Linked DNA regions of Homo sapiens: all the other regions are linked to region 1. Evidence: chromatin contacts called from ENCODE Hi-C or POLR2A ChIA-PET data. All regions are on one chromosome and are shown on one strand. Each heading gives the region's core, a stretch centred on a gene start or an enhancer-like site at or near the end of the contact. The rest is flanking DNA. Distances are from core to core; before and after follow the strand shown. Region 1 overlaps PPP2R5E (protein phosphatase 2 regulatory subunit B'epsilon). Region 2 has its middle 33 kb from the start of HIF1A. Region 3 overlaps SYT16 (synaptotagmin 16). Region 4 holds the start of ZBTB25 (zinc finger and BTB domain containing 25).

Region 1 (4,260 bases), core at 979-3,478:
TCATTAGCATTTAGAGGCATTTCTTTAAAATTACGGAAGGTTTTACTCTTGTATATCTTTAGTACACTGTTAGCACTGGGAAATGTCTCAGAGCTTTACTTCTTGTTTTTGCGGGCACTTCATCATCTTGGTTCTCTGTCCCTTCCTATCCTGAGTTTTCTGCCTCATTGTTGAGTTTTCTTTAGCTTGTCTCTAGCTGCCCCATGGTTCCATTTTTAACCTTCTGTTCTTCGTTTTCCCCTTACTCAGTCATTGAGCTTATCTGTTCCTTTGATTTCAACTTTCACCTTTATGGGAAAACTCTGGAATCTCTACCGTTTAATTTATAGCCCCTTGTTTCCAGTCCTATTTCGAGTCTTTTTCTCCCTTGGAGTTACCTCACATTCTGTTGTTGCCACTACAGTTCATGAACTTCCTTGACTAACTTCTCTGTCTGATTGTTTCATTTTTACCAACAGTATCATCATTCTTCCAACCTGGAAACATTAGTAATCTTTGACTATCTTTCCTTTCTGTTATATCTAATGTAATTTAAAAAATCCCTTTGTTTCTTACCTTCTGGTATCTCAGCTTCTTTTTCTTCTATTCTTCCACGGCCATCAACTTCGTATAAGCCCTCATAACTCTTCATACTTGGTTCTGATGACATTGTTTTTGGCTAATTTGATTGCCTCCCTTCAGCCCCCGCTAAAACACTTCTCATTATGTTTGCTCCTGTCCCACATTTCTGTGTTGTCAGCCACATGAAACCCAGGTTACCCTGCAGTTTGTAAAGTCCTTTCTGGCCAGGTATGTCCTCATTCCTCCCTCTCATTTCCCACTCTTTCTAGTCACCTGTCTTCCATGCCCTAGACATGCATATCTTCTTATAATTTCTCCCATAATGTGCTCACTCTCACCTCTGTGCTGTTCTTGTCTAAAATATCTTCCACCTTTCCTTTGTTTATTCCTTGTTCTATTCATGCTTCCTTTCTGTCCCATCACTAGCTGAAAGCAATTCAACCTAACTGGCTTTCTAATTGACCTTAGGCTGTGCTGGTGATAATACAGGTTTGAACTCTCAGTTAGACTCCAAATCATATGCAAGTTCAACAAATGTCAGGTGTTCAAAACAAAATGAAACAACCAAACTTCTGTGTCATTACATTTTCCTGAACAGTAAATTAAATCCAAACAAGGTTGAAGTCTTGAAGTAAGCCAGCTTTAGTGCAAAGGAGAAGGCTGGAAGGTTAGAGAAGACTTTGAATCATCTTTTGAGAGACTTAACACTAATGTAAAGGGGTCCTTTATTTTATTTTTTTTTGAGATGGAGATTCACTCTTGTCACCCAGGCTGGAGTGAAATGGCGTGATCTCAGCTCATTTCAACCTCCGCCTCCTGGGTTCAGCCGATTCTCCTGCCTCAGCCTCCTGAGTAGCTGGGATTACAGGCGCCTGTCACCATGCCCGATTAATTTTTGTATTTTTGGTAGAGATGGGGTTTTGCCATGTTGGCCAGGTTGGCCTTGAACATCTGACTCAGGTGATCCACCTGCCTTGGCCTCCAACAGTGCTGGGATGACAGGCATGAGTCACTGTGCCCAGCCTAAGGGGGCTTTTAAATATTAACAGAAATAACAGGCCAGCTGGAGAATCTTTCTAACCCTTGGTAGTTGCATTTTGCTTGGTACAAAGAGGAGATAGATGACAGAATGCTTGTCTTCCTCAATCTATGTTAAAGAGTCTGTTAGGAAGATTAGGAAGATTAACCCTTCCAGATGGTCCCTCCAGTGTACGTTGTAGATATTAGATGAAAACAAAAATGATCAGTAGTGATAAGCCAGCTCTCATTAGTCTTTAGCAGAGGTGGGATAGTGTACAGGTGCCAGATTGTGGAGGTCTGAAGCTCAGCAGGGCCCCCTTTCCAGCTGTGTGATGGTGGGCAAGTTGCTAAATATCTTTGGGCCAATTTTTATATGTAAAAATAAGGTTGGTAATACCTACCTCACAGCATTGTAGAAAGGATTAAAGGAGTTAATACATGTAAACTCCTTATAATAGTGACTGCCACAGAGTAAGTGCTTACTAAGTTTTTACTATTATTATGTATACATGATATGACTGGGAAGGGATGACTCATTCAAGATTTTCAGAAACTATTTATTGTGAAACAGGAAATGGCTCTTTAGAATGCGTATCTTTTTCTAATACCTGACCTGTCTTCAGTGACTCTTGTTTATTTTGGGTTATTCATTCATTAATTAACAAGTGTATTTTGACATTGCTTATAGTCAAGATCCTGAAAGAGTGTATTGTCTGTAGGAGATCATGATATTTTCAATAGAGGATAGATTCTGAAAACTTGTGAGAGTTGTATGAATGAGGTTCTTCTGGCCCATCTGGGTCTATGAACAATCTATACATAAGACATCTGGTTTTATCAGAAATTTGAAACTTACGCATTTTTATGTGTACTCTCCATTCTCAAAGAGAGCCTGGTGCGTGTTTTTGCAGATTTATGTAATATGAGAGTTTCTGGAATCTAGATGAATGTCATTCAGAGTGGTCTCTCTTGAACTTGCCCCACTTGGCTTTTTTCAAAGAAATGTTGTCATCTGCATGCTATGCTTGCTTTGGACTTCAGGGTGGGGTAAAAAATGGCTCAGAAGCTATTGCTTGGTCACCTTTGTAATATCAGGGTGCATTAATGGTACAAGCAAGCAATGTAGATTGTCAAAATTTCAGAATTAGACATTTTATCTTTTTATTAGGATGCTGTAATTTTTTTTTTTTTTTTGTAGAGACGGAGGTCTTTCTGTGTTGATCTTCCCACCTCAACCTCCAAAAGTGTTGGGATTATAGGTGTGAGCCATTGTGCTCAGCCACGTTTTTTTTTTTTTTTAATCTGTTGATAAAGGCTTGTTTTTATGATCCTGTGAAAGTAGATTAGGTGTCAATAGAGTCTTCAGATAATTTGCTTGTTTTATGCTGGAAATTCCTATTAAAATTATGCAATTGGATGAAGCCATTTTGTTATTGTCACTATGAAGTATTTTTTAATAATATAAATATGTTCTTCCTAGAGATAACCCCTTAACCCTTTAGTAGACAGGATAATCAATCACCACATTATCAGAGGGCAAGTCGGTTTTTTTTTTTTTTTAAACTTATGGAAAGGTTATGAGTGCAGAGTGTGATTGTGGAATACTGTGTGCCTTGGGGTTGGAACTGGGCTATAAGTAGGGAGGTAGGAGGCTGGATGCAGGGGCTCACACTTGTAATCCCAGCACTTTGGGAGGTCCAGGCGGCAAGGATCCCTTGAGCCTAGGAGTTCAAGACCACCCTGGGTAACATAGTGAAGCACTGTCTTTACAAAAACTACAAAAATTAGCTAGGTGTGGTGGTGCATGCCTGTAATCCCAGCCACTTGGGAGGCTGAAATGGGAGGATTGCTTCAGCCAGGGAGGTCGAGGCTACAGTGTGCTGTGACTGTGCCACTGCACTCTAGCGTGGGTGACAGAGTGAGACCTTGTCTCAAAAAAAGTGGGGGGTGTGGGGAGGTAGGAGATGAGGAGGACAAAAATCATTGTTTATTCTTTATAATCCTACTGCCACATTTATCTGTCCAAATAAATGGAGAGGAGGAAGTATTTCATTTTGGTGTAAAATTATCCCTTCTGGTTCTTTGTAGTGAAGTTGTTTTTACACGTTAGCCATTGACCCAGAATAATAAAACTGAATATCTTGCAGCCTTGGTTCTCTTACAGGTAAAATGGGAATATTAACATGTATTAGGCAGGAATTTTGTAAGATTTTAATGGGAGGATATAATGAAGGACCTAAGCTGGAGGTCCATTTCCTTGTCAGGTGCTTTTTTCTTTTCTGTCTCTCAACTTGGTCCATGAAATTCAGATACTTTACTTGATTTTTTTGAAACGGAGTCTTGCTCTGTCGCCCAGGCTGGAGTGCAGTGGCACGATCTCGGCTCACTGCCAGCTCCGCCTCCCGGGTTCACGCCATTCTCCTGCCTCAGCCTCCTGAGTAGCTGGGACTACAGGCGCTCGCCACCACGCCTGGCTACTTTTTTGTATTTTTTTAGTAGAGATGGGTTTTCACCGTGTTAGCCAGGATGGTCTTGATCTCCTGACCTCGTGATCAGCCCGCCTCGGCCTCCCAAAGTGCTGGGATTACAGGCGTGAGCCACCGCGCCCGGCCACTTTAATTGTATTTTTTGCCATTATTAATAGGTGCAAATCTTGCTTCCCCCTGGACTGTACTTTTT
Region 2 (4,260 bases), core at 1,192-3,691, 1.8 Mb after region 1:
TGTATGGTATTCCATTTAATAAACCCACCGCAATTTATTTAATCAATCTCCCACTGAGAAACATTTGGATCAGCTCAAATTTTTCACTATTGGCATACATCTGATGACCTGATTTTTAAGGTGACTCTTCAAGCACTTGTAAAAGATATTTTGGGGCAGACTGTGGGAAGAGTAGAGTAGGGATATGAGGGAGCCCAGGGAGGGAAATGTTTTATGAATTGATATTGTTCTTGGTACATAAAGGACATCAGTTAACGGGAATGAGGTGGGGAAGGGATAGCGTGTAGTGGGAGAAAGTCAGAGAGGGTGAAATGACAGACATGGAGAGAGAAAGAGGAACCCATAAAGACAAACAGATGGAGAGAGAGAGAATGTGACAAGAATAGATATAGAGAGATTCAAATAATCCTCAAGGATGCTCAAAATAATAAAAAATAGTTTTGTGATGATTGCCAAAAAGGCCAATAGCATTTATAGAATTCAAGTGATGATACGTCATTGAAAGAAAGAAAAGGGGATTTTTCTGTGAGACAAATTGCCCAAAACCTGAGGGGGAGTTTTGTCATCAAAATACATAAGGAGTAATCTTTTAAAAACTCTGAAACAAAGAGCAAATAATTTAAAGAAATCTCGGCCAAGCAAGGTGGTTCATGCTTGTAATTCTAGCGCATTGAAAGTTTGAGGCGGGAGGACAGCTTGAAGCCAGGAGTTCAAGACCAGCCTGGGCAACATAGTAAGACTCCTCTCTAAAAAGCAAAAATAAAAAAAATTAACTGGATATAGTGGTGGGTGCCTATATTCCCAGCTACTTGGGAGGCTGAGGCACGAGGATCACTTGAGTCCAGAAGTCTGAGGTTGCAGTGAGCCATGATCGTACCACTGCACTCCAGCCTGAGTGACAGGCTGACAGAGTGGGACGCTGTCTCAGAAAAAAAAAGAAAAGAAAAAGAAAAAATAAAGAAATCTCATTCTACTTTACTTACCACACACATATGTTCATATCATGTGTTAAACATTGTCTTTTAAAAAATAGCTTAGGGCCAGATGTGTTGCCTCAGGCCTGTAATCCCAGTACTTTGGGAGGCCAAGGTGGAAGAACTGCTTGAGGTCAAGAGTTAGAGACCAGCCTGGGCAACATACTGAGACTCTGTCTCTATTTCAAAACAAGCAAACAGCTTAGAAAATCATTTTCTTTAACTCTTACCTCTGATGCTTTTAATTATGTGTTCTCTTATGGTGATTGGCTGGGGTTAAAATATTCTGTAGCATTGCTTTGCATCATAGCCCCAGAGAAAATGAAAGGGGAAGAAGGAGTTAGCTTCCCTTTTCCCCGCTGTTCTGCCTGCTTCCTGTTTCAGAAAAATTAAAATAAGGTGTGAACAGCCACTTTCTCTTGAACATATTCTTCCATATATACTGGGGTAGGGTGAGGCATGTATTTGTGGGGGCTGGAGGATGGCCTCTGTTACAAAATTTCCTATGGACATTCCTTATCTACACTAGTGGGGAACAATGAAAATTACTTGTACAATGAACATCACTTATACAGGACGCGTATTACGGTACATTCTAATTTTTAAAAATATCAACTCACATAAAGAGGAGGCCAACCCTGACTTATCTCATGGGCAAGCTGTATGGCACAAATGAAATTACTAATGTGAAAGTGTTCGGTCAACTCTAAAGGTCCTTACAAGTTTGTGGGTTTTTTTTTTTTTTCAGACAGAGTTTTGCTCTTCTTGCCCAGGCTAGAGTGCAATGGCATGATCTCGGCTCACCGCAACCTTCACCTCCTGGGTTCAAGCGATTCTCCTGCCTCATCCTCCGGAGTAGCTGGGATTACAGACGCCCGCCACCACGCCCAGCTAATTTTGCATTTTTAAGGGAGACAGGGTTTCTCCATGTTGGTCAGGCTGGTTTCGAACTCCCAACCTCAGGTGATCCGCCCACCTCAGCCTCCCAAAATACTGGAATTACAGGTGTGAGCCACCACGCCTGGCCACGTTTGAGGTCTTTTTAATGATTAGAAATTTCTTATACTCTGGCATCTGTAGAATCCATTCAAAGCCATAAATTTCTGCTTCTTTCCCACACCTGGTGGGAGAAATGGGGGAATAGGCCCACAAATCGCCTTGGCTTTTGTGGTCTCCCAGTATGCTCTTTTGCATGGACAGAAAAATGAGGGAAATGCTTTTACCTTCATCAAACCTATTGGAAATGGTTAAGTTTCCCTTCTTTTGACTAAAACAAAACTAAAAACCACAAGAAACCTACTCAAGATTGGCTCATATGAATCACATCCTGTGTGGAACCCTGTCCTGTGTCAATGACACTTAGACACAGAGCAAAGAAGGGAGAGGGTGGGTCACTGTTTCTAAATGCAACGAAGGGCACTTTCATTAAAGCACTAAGGCTGCATGCTCAACAGGTTTAGCATGACTCAGCAAGATGGGTCACTGAACACCATCCACCCAAGGGCAAATGAGCTTGTCCAATCACATGACCTACAAGATCAGGGGATAGCAAACCAGACCTATGGTTTGCTGAACAGCCTGCACAAGCCAGTCCCGTTACATACAGAACAGTCAGAGGAGAAGGTCACCGCCAGGGCAGTGGAGACCACTGCGGATCCTCTTCTCAACACTGCTCTACCATGTTACCTTGTGTCTAGTTGTGTGTCTGCCAACCACTTCTACAGAAGGTGCTGAGGCAAACCTCCTCAAAGGTTCTGATTTGGATCTTCCATTTGGAGAAGACTTTGAGTCTGTCCATATTCGTGGCTTTTTTTTCTTGCACTGGGAACTGATGCATTGCAGACACAAATGAGCCCAATGTATTTTAAGCGAGAAAAAGTTCCCACCCTCACCACCAATTACACCCTTGTCATTTTTTTCTTGTTCTAGTACCTACGTGTGATTTAGTACTTTCCGAGCATTCCATTCTTTCTGAAAGCATAAGCACTAATATGTGTAATTTGCTTGCCTTGTCATTCTGAAATCTTTTAATGCATACAGTTCAGACATCCTGTTTGTTTAATATGAGCAATGCCAACTTTATTTACTGTAATAAATGTACTTCTTTATTCTTCTGGAAAAAAAGGGAAATTAATTGAAAAAGACACATTTAAGCTATTCCAGTGTGTAATACAGAGGCTGCTGGTAAAATATAATACAATGTCAGGGAATTCCACAATCTTGTTTGCTTTTTGGTTTCATTTTCATATTTTTCTTAAATATGGCATTGCTACAGTACAAAGTAGAAGAACATATTTTAGTGTCTGATTCACAGTCTCTTTACTAACTTTGGAACTTTAAAACCTGGGCAACTCTGATAGTGAGAGGGTTCAAGAAAATTGACATATGTGGTGAAATGTACTTTTGTGGCCTAGCTTTGCGTTTCAGAGCTGTTATACAGTCAGATTTTTTTAAATGAATATCTGCAACTGTTCCAACAATTCTGGTTTATGAAAATGTTGCTGGTTTTGCATAGGAACTTCATAACCTGCATGATATTACTCATGGGTATTTGTGGGTTTTGCTTTAGATATGGAAAGGACGCCTCTTGGCAAACATATTTTTTCTTTTGCTTCTCAGAGGTTTTGTATTCAGCTCAAAAATCCCCAGTATCTGTTTCCTTAGGTTCATGGGCTCCTTTAAACTTTACATTTGTATTTCTATTTTTTTTTCCAGTCAACTTCATGGATGTTTTGGAACGTCCTTTGTGCAAATTCACTCCCCAATGTTGCAGAGAGATTTTGCTTCCTTTTACCCTCTTCCAGTTGATTTTCTTTTCTTTTTTTTTCTTTTTTTTGAGACAGAGTCTCATTGTCATCCAGGCCAGAGTGCAGTGGCACGATCTCAGCTCACTGCAACCTCCGCCTCCCGGGTTCAAGCGATTCTCCTGCCTCAGCCTCCTGAGTAACTGGGATTACAGGCATGCGCCACCACCATGCCCGGCTTATTTTTGGATTTTTAGTAGAGACGGGGTTTCACCATGTTGGCCAGGCTAGTGTCGAATGTCTGACCTCAAGTGATCCGCCTGCCTTGGCCTCTCAAAGTGCTGGGATTACAGGCATGAGCCACTGTGCCTGGTTGTTGATTTTCTTTAAACAGTCTAACAACTTTTCCTGTGACATGTTTAGGCCTCTGAGTGTAATCCCTGTGGAAGATGGTACAGTGTCTGAAATTCTACATATACATTGACTTCTGACCTCTTTGAAAATGTGATCTGTAAGAAGGCCACACAGGCTTTCAAATGCAA
Region 3 (4,260 bases), core at 733-3,232, 1.4 Mb after region 1:
GACATTTCTGCAGAGCGCCCCCCACCTAACCTGAGGCTGTATGGAACATAGTTTGTAAACGGCAGGGCTAGGTGGTCGTGATAGATGTCTTACAGACCCTGCTGTCTAGAAGATAAAAATTCAACAATGAAATATTTGCTTACTCTTAAGTGAGACTCACTCCCCCTCCTGTGCTCCTATAAAAGCTTCCCGCTGTGGCACCTGTCACTCACTGCTTGCCTCTCCCATCAAATTCTGAATCCGTATAAATCTCTCAGTCCCTGGTGCATAGCCTAATGTCTGGCACATAACTGTGCTCAACAAATAACTGGTGAATGAAAGACTTCCACCTGCAAAGTTCTTTTACACTAGCTCATTTTCCCCATTCAACTCCGTGCCACCAGCACACAGCATAGGGCCTAGCAAGCATAAATATGGGTGTGATCATCCCCATTCCCAAGCTCTATCACGCAGGATCCCTTCTGATCTCCACTGCATTCTGTTTTCCATCATTTCCGATGTGCTTTACTCAGATATTAAGAAAAAAGGGAGATCTGAGCAGAGCTGAGACATCATCTGGCTTATAACTTTAAAAAGCTCATTCTGGCTCCCATGTCCAGAAGAGTCTGTAGAGGCAAAGGCAGAAGTGGAAAGACCACCGCTGAGCAGCTATTTCAGTAATCCAGCAGAGAGCCAGGTTCTGGTTGTACCTGAAGATAGAGCCAATAGGATTTCAGGTGGAAAACAGAAAAGTCACAGATGACTTCTGAGATTTTTGACCCCAGCAATTGGAAGAATGCAACTGCCTTTAAGCAACATGGAGAAGACTGCAGGGGGAATAGATTTAGGGAGGCAAAAATCAGGATTTCAGGCCTGAAGACGTTAATTTTGAGACATCATTGGACATTTAAGCAGACAGATCTGCCACCACTACAGTCCAGACTTTCTGTCTCCTTTGTTCTTCCTCAGATATGACAAGCTTCCCCACTCCCCCGGCCACCCCACATCCTGACTGCTTGCATGTGCTGTTCACTCTGTCTGGAACTCTCATCCTCCTCACAGCACCAGCCTCGCTCTCTCGATGCTTTGAGTTCCGGCGTTTTATCACCACCTCAAAGAAACTTTCTCTGATCCTCTAAACAAGCGGCAGCCTATCACTCTGTCTCCTTGCCTACTTGGCCACCACTAGACTGCAAGCTCTCCAAGGGCAGAGGCATCGCCTGCTTAGTTCTTTCCTGCATCCACTTTGCCTATACCATAATTGACAGTAAACATCTCTGAATGAATGACTGATTGAATCCAGAGCCTACAGAGCTCCCTGATCTGTTAACGTGGTTTTGTAAAAGGAGATGGGCATACTACATGACATATAACCCACAGCAGTAGTGAGCTGCCCATCCTGTAGGCATGTAAATTATGACACCTTTCCTTGAAACCCTGTGGCAAGCAGGGAAATGGGGTATGAGGGAAGACGGTAGTAACACAAATGAAAGGTTTCAGAAGCAGCTGAAGTTCTGGGCTGCTCTCTCAGTCTGCCCCAGCATACCCGTTAAGAACCTTGCCCAGAAAGTCCCATCTCTGAGATTCATCATGATGCAGATTGGGGGCAGGAGGAGTAGGATCAGTTATCCACAATCCAGAGGGCCAAGCCACCTTCCCTGTTTTTCTCCATGCCCTCTACCACACTGCTGCTATTTTGTCCTAAAATGGACAGGGCATTTATCCATCAGGTTATCAGGAAGACAGGCATGAAAGACCCATTGTACCATGAAGTGCAAATCATGGCTTACAAGGGTGAGGAGAGCCAAATGGAAAATTAAATTAAAGTCTCTGAATTCACAGACTGAACGTACTAAATCAAGGGCTGACAATCCCAGGTCTTCGAACACACCACATCATTAGCAGCACCATTTAACATACTCACGCTTATATTACTTCTTGGCTCCAGAACCAGAGTCACTTTCATTTCCCCTTCTGGGTGCAGGTGGCTGAGATAGAATAGTTTCTCTCCCATCATTCTCTCTCGGGTCATCTTCCGGGCAGCGTACAGGCGGAAGCGGACAGCACAGGCAGCCACATCTCTGGGCTCCAGCTTGGCAAAGGTGACCTTCTCCCTGAAGACGGGGTTGGGCCCTCTCTGTATGTTCGTCCTGCCCCTGTGTTTCTTACCAGGCAGCAGCACTACATGAACTTGCCAGGAGTTGACACCACTTCGGTCCTTATCTGGGAGGCCCTGTGCCCTCACAATGGTCACTGTGAGCTTCTGGCTGGCGGCTCTATATTCAAAGATGACATCTAGGTCACCACACTTTGAGATGGGCTCTGAGACCCCGGATGGCACCTGCAAATTGGTCCTGTCCTGTTCCTGTTGCAGGCAGAGGAAACAATTAGAAATGGAAATGATGATACCCAATTACATTTTGGCCAGTTGGTGCCCCTTTGTGCTCCTTCAGAATCCCTGCTTTCTAACTGCCAGTGTATTCCCTCTATATCAGATAGGTCTGTTTACTGGTCTATCGCTGCATTAAACTGTGAATTCTTTGACGGCAAAGTGCCTAGCATATGGTGCGCCTTCGTGAATGTTTTTGGAATGGATAACTAAAGCTTTTATATTTTTGCAAAGTGTTTTCATATATACTGCCTCTCAAAAAGCACAATTGCCCAGGATCATTGAAACCAACTGAGATGCTAAATCTAAAATTAAGTCAACAGGCAATTGTCCATAGGCAACTTTTCCTTGTGTCCCTAAATACAGATGGTTGAGCCTGAGCCTGTTCTCCACAGGCAAGAGCTTTCTACAGACAAGAATTTTGATGGGAGTCCCAGGAAGGTGATGCTTCAGTATATTTTCAATCTAAGTGGGAGAAAAGGTTTAGGGCTGAGCTTCTCAAACTTTAATGTAGACCTAAATCATCTGAGGATTCTGATTCAGTAGGTCTGGAGTGGAGCTTGAGATCCTGCCATTTCTGGGACAGGCACAAGGGATGTTGACGCTGCTAGCCTCGGCTCACACTTTGAGCAGCAAGGATTTAGGAGGACACCTCCACAGCCCTTTAGTAAACAGCAACACTGAGCCTGGAGCCAGAACACCTAAATTGAAATCATAACTCTACCACTGACTAGCTTTTTTACCCTGGCCAAATAGACCAGCCTCTCGGTAGTCTAGCTTAAAAATGCACATTAATGTGCCTACTTGCTGGTGTGTTGTTGTGAGGTTTTCATTGATATGAAAATACCTGGCTTAGACCAGACTGCATAAATATCTATTCCCACCACTGGACTGGTGCTACCTATTCTCAAACACACATCCCTCTTTATGGAATGTCACCCTTGGGTAGCAATTTACATGCAGCCACTCAGATCTGATGACCTTACTGGGAAAACTGAGCTAGGCTGCATTTATTATAATGAACCACCCCACTAACAAATTATAAATAATGTCAATAATAATTCTATTTTCCTCTGAAGGCATGATCCTTACCTGTAACTAAACTTTGATCTGATTCTTATTGCAAACCAGTTCTTATTTATGCAATTGAACACCAGAACTTGCTAATTTAGAGATCTCGTTTCAAATTATAATACAATGCCTCAAAATGTGCATCCATCAATGAAACTTTCCCACATAGTCTGGGTGAAAGTTCATGGTTCTCTGGGTTCGTATTTCCTTAGGAAGCCCAGGCCTACCACTTACTAGCTCTATGACACTGGGCAAGTCATTTAATCCTTTCCATGTTCTATTTTCCTCAACTGTAAAATGGAGATGGTACCTTCTGTGTAGGGATGTTGTAAAAAGTAGAGGACTTGACAGACAGTAGACATCTAATAAATATCCTTTTCTTTTAAGATTCAAATTAGCCTGCAAGAAAATTTAGATTTCTTGTAAAATAAGTGAAGCTTCTTATATCCTTTCCTGTGAGCATGCAATCATGCGTGAGTGTTTCTATTCAGAGGTACTTAGTTTCAAGTGATAAAAGTGGTTGCTATAGAGACTTTTGAATACAACTGACTAGTGTATATATATTAGAAGCAAGTCTCCAAGGATTTAGGCCAACTCAAAAATCAAGTCAGAATCTTCTCTCAAACTCCCTTGTCTCTTCCTAAAACTCCCATCTATTTTAGCCTACTCTTGATCATCTCTGTATTGCATTTCTGACCATAAGTAATAATAGCTAACATCTACTAAACTATTTCTTATGCCAAATACCATATCAAATCCTTTACAGACTATAAAAATTGGCTCTTAAACACTTCAGATCTTCTTGGCCTTAACTCATGTTC
Region 4 (4,260 bases), core at 1,294-3,793, 1.0 Mb before region 1:
TTGTACTTTTAGTAGAGATGGGGTTTCGCCATGTTGGCCAGGCTGGTCTCGAACTCCTGACCTCGGGTGATCCACCCGCCTCGGCCTCCCAAAGTGTTGGGATTACAGGCGTGAGCCACTGCGCCCGGCCCAGTTTCCTGTTTCTTTAAGAGGAGGAACCCCCTTTCTAGCTCCCAAAGTCATCCAGTTATTATTGAGACTTTATTAGATATCCAGCAAGTGATTCAAAAGCAAAGTTTTGAGGTTCTGAGCAAATGTTGGCCAGCCATCATTCAAGCCTCATCTTTTTGTACTCAATTTTCCCCGTTTCTCCACATCATATCTATCTGCACTGACAAAATTTCATAGAATCTAATTTCTCCGTTTCAAAGAAGGCTGTGATTGCTCTGTAAATTATGAGACCTGCATCCTTCACCAAATCTGCTTCAGAGACATTGATCCTACGTTGCCTCAAAAAGCCTCGGACCACTCCTTGGGTTCGAGTGTCAAAGGGAACACTATTTCTTGTACTGATACATACCGTATGGAAATACACTAACACCAATGAAGAATCTGCGTGCACTGCCACACTGAAATTCGACTTAAGAACGTTATCACACACAAATGTCCTATCCCCAGAAAACGTCAAGGATTTTCATCAACCTCTTCCTGATTCGCCCAATTTAGAAAATGTCATGTCAACCCTTCAGATCATGTACACGCGTTGCTTAGGTAGAAAGGGAGACTGGGTGGGGTGGCTGAGCTCAGACCCTGCCTACATACTTTAGTAGTAACGACTCCCGATCTGCATCCAACACATTTACCGAACTTCTAGTAAGCGCCCACCGCTGCAAGCGAAAGCACTCCCTTCCCAAGAAACAGATCTTTTCCACTTAAAATTCCCAAACTCAGACCTTCCACTTTTTACTGAACAAAAAGCGTGTGTGCCGGCGAGAGGGGGTGGGAAACAGCGTAACAAGAATTTGCACGGATCTTACGCCTCCTCCCTCGGAGCGCGCCCAAGTCTGCAGCCTCGGGCTCCGGGACACTTCCCCTCCCACCCGCCGCCGAGCCGCAGCTGTAAGTTGAGAGAAGCGGGCTCTAGGCACGTCAATCAACCGGGTTCTCCCGCCTCCCGTCTACACCTCCCCTCCCCCCTCGAAAAAAATAAAGGCAGAGAAAGAAAGAAAAGAAGGTAACTAATTTGGGAACTAGTCTCCGTAGGGGCTTCGCCTCCGACTCAGGGAGGCCGCACGCCCGGGACCTGACGCGCCGGCAACAAGCAGGCGGCCTGGCAGCCGCCCGTCACCGGGTCCTCGCAGCGCGTCCGCCGCGCTCCGGCTCCCCGCACGGATCGGCGCCCCTCCGGCCCCGCACTCCGCCAGGCCCGCGGCCCGTCGCCCTCCGGCCTGGGCCAAAGTTGCGCAAATAGCCCCACAACTGGCAAATACTTACCGGCCGCAACAGGAACCAGAGCTGCGGAGATTTTAGGGAGTTTAAGGCAAATCAGCCGCGGGAAAGGCGGGCGAAGGCGAAGGGGCCGCGAGCTGCAGTGGCGGCGGCGCGCGGCGCTCGGCGCTCGGGCTGGGCTGCGCGGAGAGGCTCTGGCTCTGCCAGGGACTGTGCTGCAACAAAGGACTTCCGCTGCCGCACAGCCGCGCCTGCCGCACCGCACTGAGCCGGCCCCGCTTACGCGGCGACTCCGGGTCTGCCCACCAGTTCGCTGCGGCGTCCGCCAGCCTTCCCCTCCCTCTCGCCCGCCCACCCACTCTGCCGCTGGCTGCTAGGGGCACCCGCGGTCGCCTGTTTGTTGCAACAAGTTTCTGCGTCGAGCTCCGAGGAGGCTGGCGCAACCCGCACCGCGGGGGCCGTCGCGGCGGCGGCGGCTTGACCACCCCTCTTGCCCCTCTCAAGGGTAGGCTTGGGACCTCCTCCTCCTCCTGTTTGCACAGCTGGATGGAACTGGGCTCCTCCCGACTCCCCAGGGCAGGATGCGAGGCTGCTTTCCCACTCCGTCCAGATGTCAGACCCCTGCCCGTTGGGCCCAGCAGCTGGGCCGTCACTCGCGGTCCGCCTCGAGTGCTCCGGCAACCTCGCCCTGCCCCGTCGGTTCAGGGTCGCCCAGTCCCCGCGCCCCCCCGACCCCACCTTCCGTGGGCCTGCTGCCTCTGGCCCTGAGTCACTTCCCCCGCCATGCCCCACCTCGCCCAGTCCGCCTCTCCACCCAGGCTCCCGCGGCTCGGCCTCCCTGGCCCCGCGCCCTCATCCCTTCCCCAGCGAACACGCGGGCGCATCCTTCCCCACCCCCACCTTCACCCCAGAACTGAGGGGGTGCCTGTGCTTTTGCACACCCTGGGGAAAGTCCCCGGGTCACGCGGTTGTTTGTGGGGAGCCTGTGACGCTCAGGCTTGTCCCTATGCTTCCGCCTACAGAGTCACAACTGCGAACTGTGGCGGCGGCACTCAGAGCGCGGGCCGACCCCCGCCCGGCCACTGAGGCGGGCGGGCGGGAGGGCGCGCACGTACGCACGCACGCACGCACGCACACCCCGGCCCTGGCGCCCCTCTTTCCCCTGCTACCAGACACGCGGTCACGTGGGGCCATCGCGGGCTGCCGGCGCGGGAAGCCGCGCGAGAGGCGGCCGAGGGGTGCGTGAGCCGGCGCCACTGCTTGCAGTGCGCGGCTTGGGAGCCCGCCCCTCCTGCACGGAGGAGTCGGCCTGCCGCCGCGGCGGCATCTGGGTAAGCGACGCGGTCCTGCCCCTGTGGGCTGCCCCGGGCTCAGTCCCTCCTGCCGCGAGCCACCCAGGGCGGCGGCCTGCAGCTGCACCAGTCGCGGGACAGATGCAAGTAGCTGGGGAGAGGGGTGTTTTTGGTCCGATTGAGATGTCAGGCAGGGCACAGGAGGAAAATACATCCGCGAGTGAGCGCTGGGCCGACAATACCCAGAACCACCCTTTGCTGCTCGTAGGAGCGGCTGCCGGGGCCTGATTCAGGGTGGCACACGGGGTGCCGCGAAGGTGCAGAGCCGTCCCGGCCGCGGGTCCGGGTGCGACCCCCAGCAGGAAACCCCAGTAGGCCTGCGGCCTCCCTCGGGTAGCGCCGACCCCTCTTACGAGCGGGCGACTTTCCAGATGCTGGGAGGACGCTGCGGCTACTGTTTCCACTCCCAGCTTGTGATTACCTCGTTTCTAGGGCAAGAAGACATCCCCCCCTTTTCTATCTTCAAATTATGTTTATCTTGTTCTAAGCATATCCGGTTTTTCTTTTTGAAGCTTGACCCATCTTATCACCGTCTTCTCTGGCACTCAGTATTTGGAGTAATCAGTTGTTACCAGTTGCGGAGGCAGCGCATAGCACAACGTAGTACCTGGAACCTGACGGCACCTAGCATGTTTCAACAGTTAGCGCCCGCATCACCCCAAGGGATTAAATTTGGCATTCTTTCTCTTGAGACTCAAGTCCTGGCAGAGCTGTTGATCCTCTCACAAGATTCTGTCATGTATGTAAAGTACACTTTGGAATCTTAAATTTTAGAGCCGAGAGGTGCCTTATAGAAAATCTGTTTCATCCCTCTCGTTTTACAGAGAAGACACCAGGCCTGAAGAGCGTGATGTAGCTGGAGCTAGCTACACCTCTTGATAGCTAAGACTCCAAGGCTCCAGACACCTTGGTGATTGCACTCTCCACCATGCCAGGACCGCAGTGCCAGTTTACCCCACTCACCTGTAGAGAATGTATCCGGCGGAGGTCATTATATATACTTGGCTTGATTCAGGTTATGGAGAAGTCAGGCATGGCCACTGTGTGGGTTTGATGGTATTTCTAGGTGAGGTAGGCCGCCTATGGTGTATTTTTGGAACTAAAAGCCTACACCCCCCAGCCACCCCTGAAAGTTTCATTGCTGTTCTCTATTATTTGCAGCATTGGTTGCTTCCTTATGTTAAGGCATCAAAGTCTTCTTTAACAATCTGGATATATTTTAGTTAAGGGTAAATCGTGAATCCGTTATCGGACATCAACTCCTTAATAGGGAACAGAACACTGATGGGATATGACATGGAACAGATTAATTCTGAGAGCTGGCAGTCAGTGAAATATCAAGGTGTGGTCAGGAAGAAAACAGAAAGGAACCCACGTAACCTGCTAACACCTTTTTTGTCCAGTCCTACCTTGAATGTCTTATTTGCATGTAGTAGAGATGGATTCTGCTCAAGTTGGCCGCTGTTTACTGAGTACTTGCAGTGGGCCAAGTATCATACTAGCTGCTTTCGTAGATGAA

What was found. A loop is a pair of places that touch in the nucleus more often than their neighbours do. ChIA-PET counts read pairs that join two places held with the same protein, here RNA polymerase II (POLR2A). Pooled maps may share reads with other maps.
Region 2: a map with no recorded cell type shows a loop between it and region 1 (7-fold over the local background). The contact joins two enhancer-like sites. A Hi-C loop is called at or near these places in 5 of 37 single-sample maps with no recorded cell type and 8 of 50 pooled maps.
Region 3: a map with no recorded cell type shows a loop between it and region 1 (6-fold over the local background). The contact joins two enhancer-like sites. A Hi-C loop is called at or near these places in 2 of 37 single-sample maps with no recorded cell type and 2 of 50 pooled maps.
Region 4: a loop to region 1 is called in a map with no recorded cell type, with 6 times the contacts of the local background. The contact joins the promoter of ZBTB25 here to the enhancer-like site in region 1. A Hi-C loop is called at or near these places in 9 of 37 single-sample maps with no recorded cell type and 7 of 50 pooled maps. POLR2A ChIA-PET finds 5 or more read pairs at or near these places in 1 of 52 experiments (activated CD8-positive, alpha-beta memory T cell).

The regions. Positions count from the first base shown.
Region 1 is chr14:63,469,344-63,473,603 of GRCh38, reverse strand. The region is part of intron 2 of PPP2R5E (protein phosphatase 2 regulatory subunit B'epsilon); the gene reads left to right. Among named protein-coding and RNA genes, the nearest start is that of PPP2R5E, 72 kb to the left of the region's middle. RefSeq lists an enhancer at 1,870-1,949. Within about 2 kb of position 2,228, at least 6 of the 41 ENCODE cell types and tissues checked have a DNase peak (open chromatin) inside an H3K27ac peak, as active enhancers do.
Region 2 is chr14:61,660,857-61,665,116 of GRCh38, reverse strand. No RefSeq gene overlaps it. Among named protein-coding and RNA genes, the nearest start is that of HIF1A, 33 kb to the left of the region's middle. Within about 2 kb of position 2,441, at least 18 of the 41 ENCODE cell types and tissues checked have a DNase peak (open chromatin) inside an H3K27ac peak, as active enhancers do.
Region 3 is chr14:62,078,918-62,083,177 of GRCh38, reverse strand. It overlaps SYT16 (synaptotagmin 16), which reads right to left. Exons shown (of 8, transcript NM_001367656.1): 6 at 1,904-2,344. Among named protein-coding and RNA genes, the nearest start is that of LINC00644, 59 kb to the left of the region's middle. RefSeq lists an enhancer at 1,987-2,106. Within about 2 kb of position 1,982, at least 3 of the 41 ENCODE cell types and tissues checked have a DNase peak (open chromatin) inside an H3K27ac peak, as active enhancers do.
Region 4 is chr14:64,502,121-64,506,380 of GRCh38, reverse strand. It overlaps ZBTB25 (zinc finger and BTB domain containing 25), which reads left to right and starts at 2,543. Exons shown (of 3, transcript NM_006977.5): 1 at 2,543-2,720. ZBTB1 (zinc finger and BTB domain containing 1) reads right to left here and starts at 1,611. Exons shown (of 2, transcript NM_001123329.2): 1 at 1,435-1,611. RefSeq lists silencers at 1,302-1,411, 1,522-1,781, 2,382-2,811 and enhancers at 1,501-2,171, 2,272-2,361, 3,132-3,231, 3,292-3,411.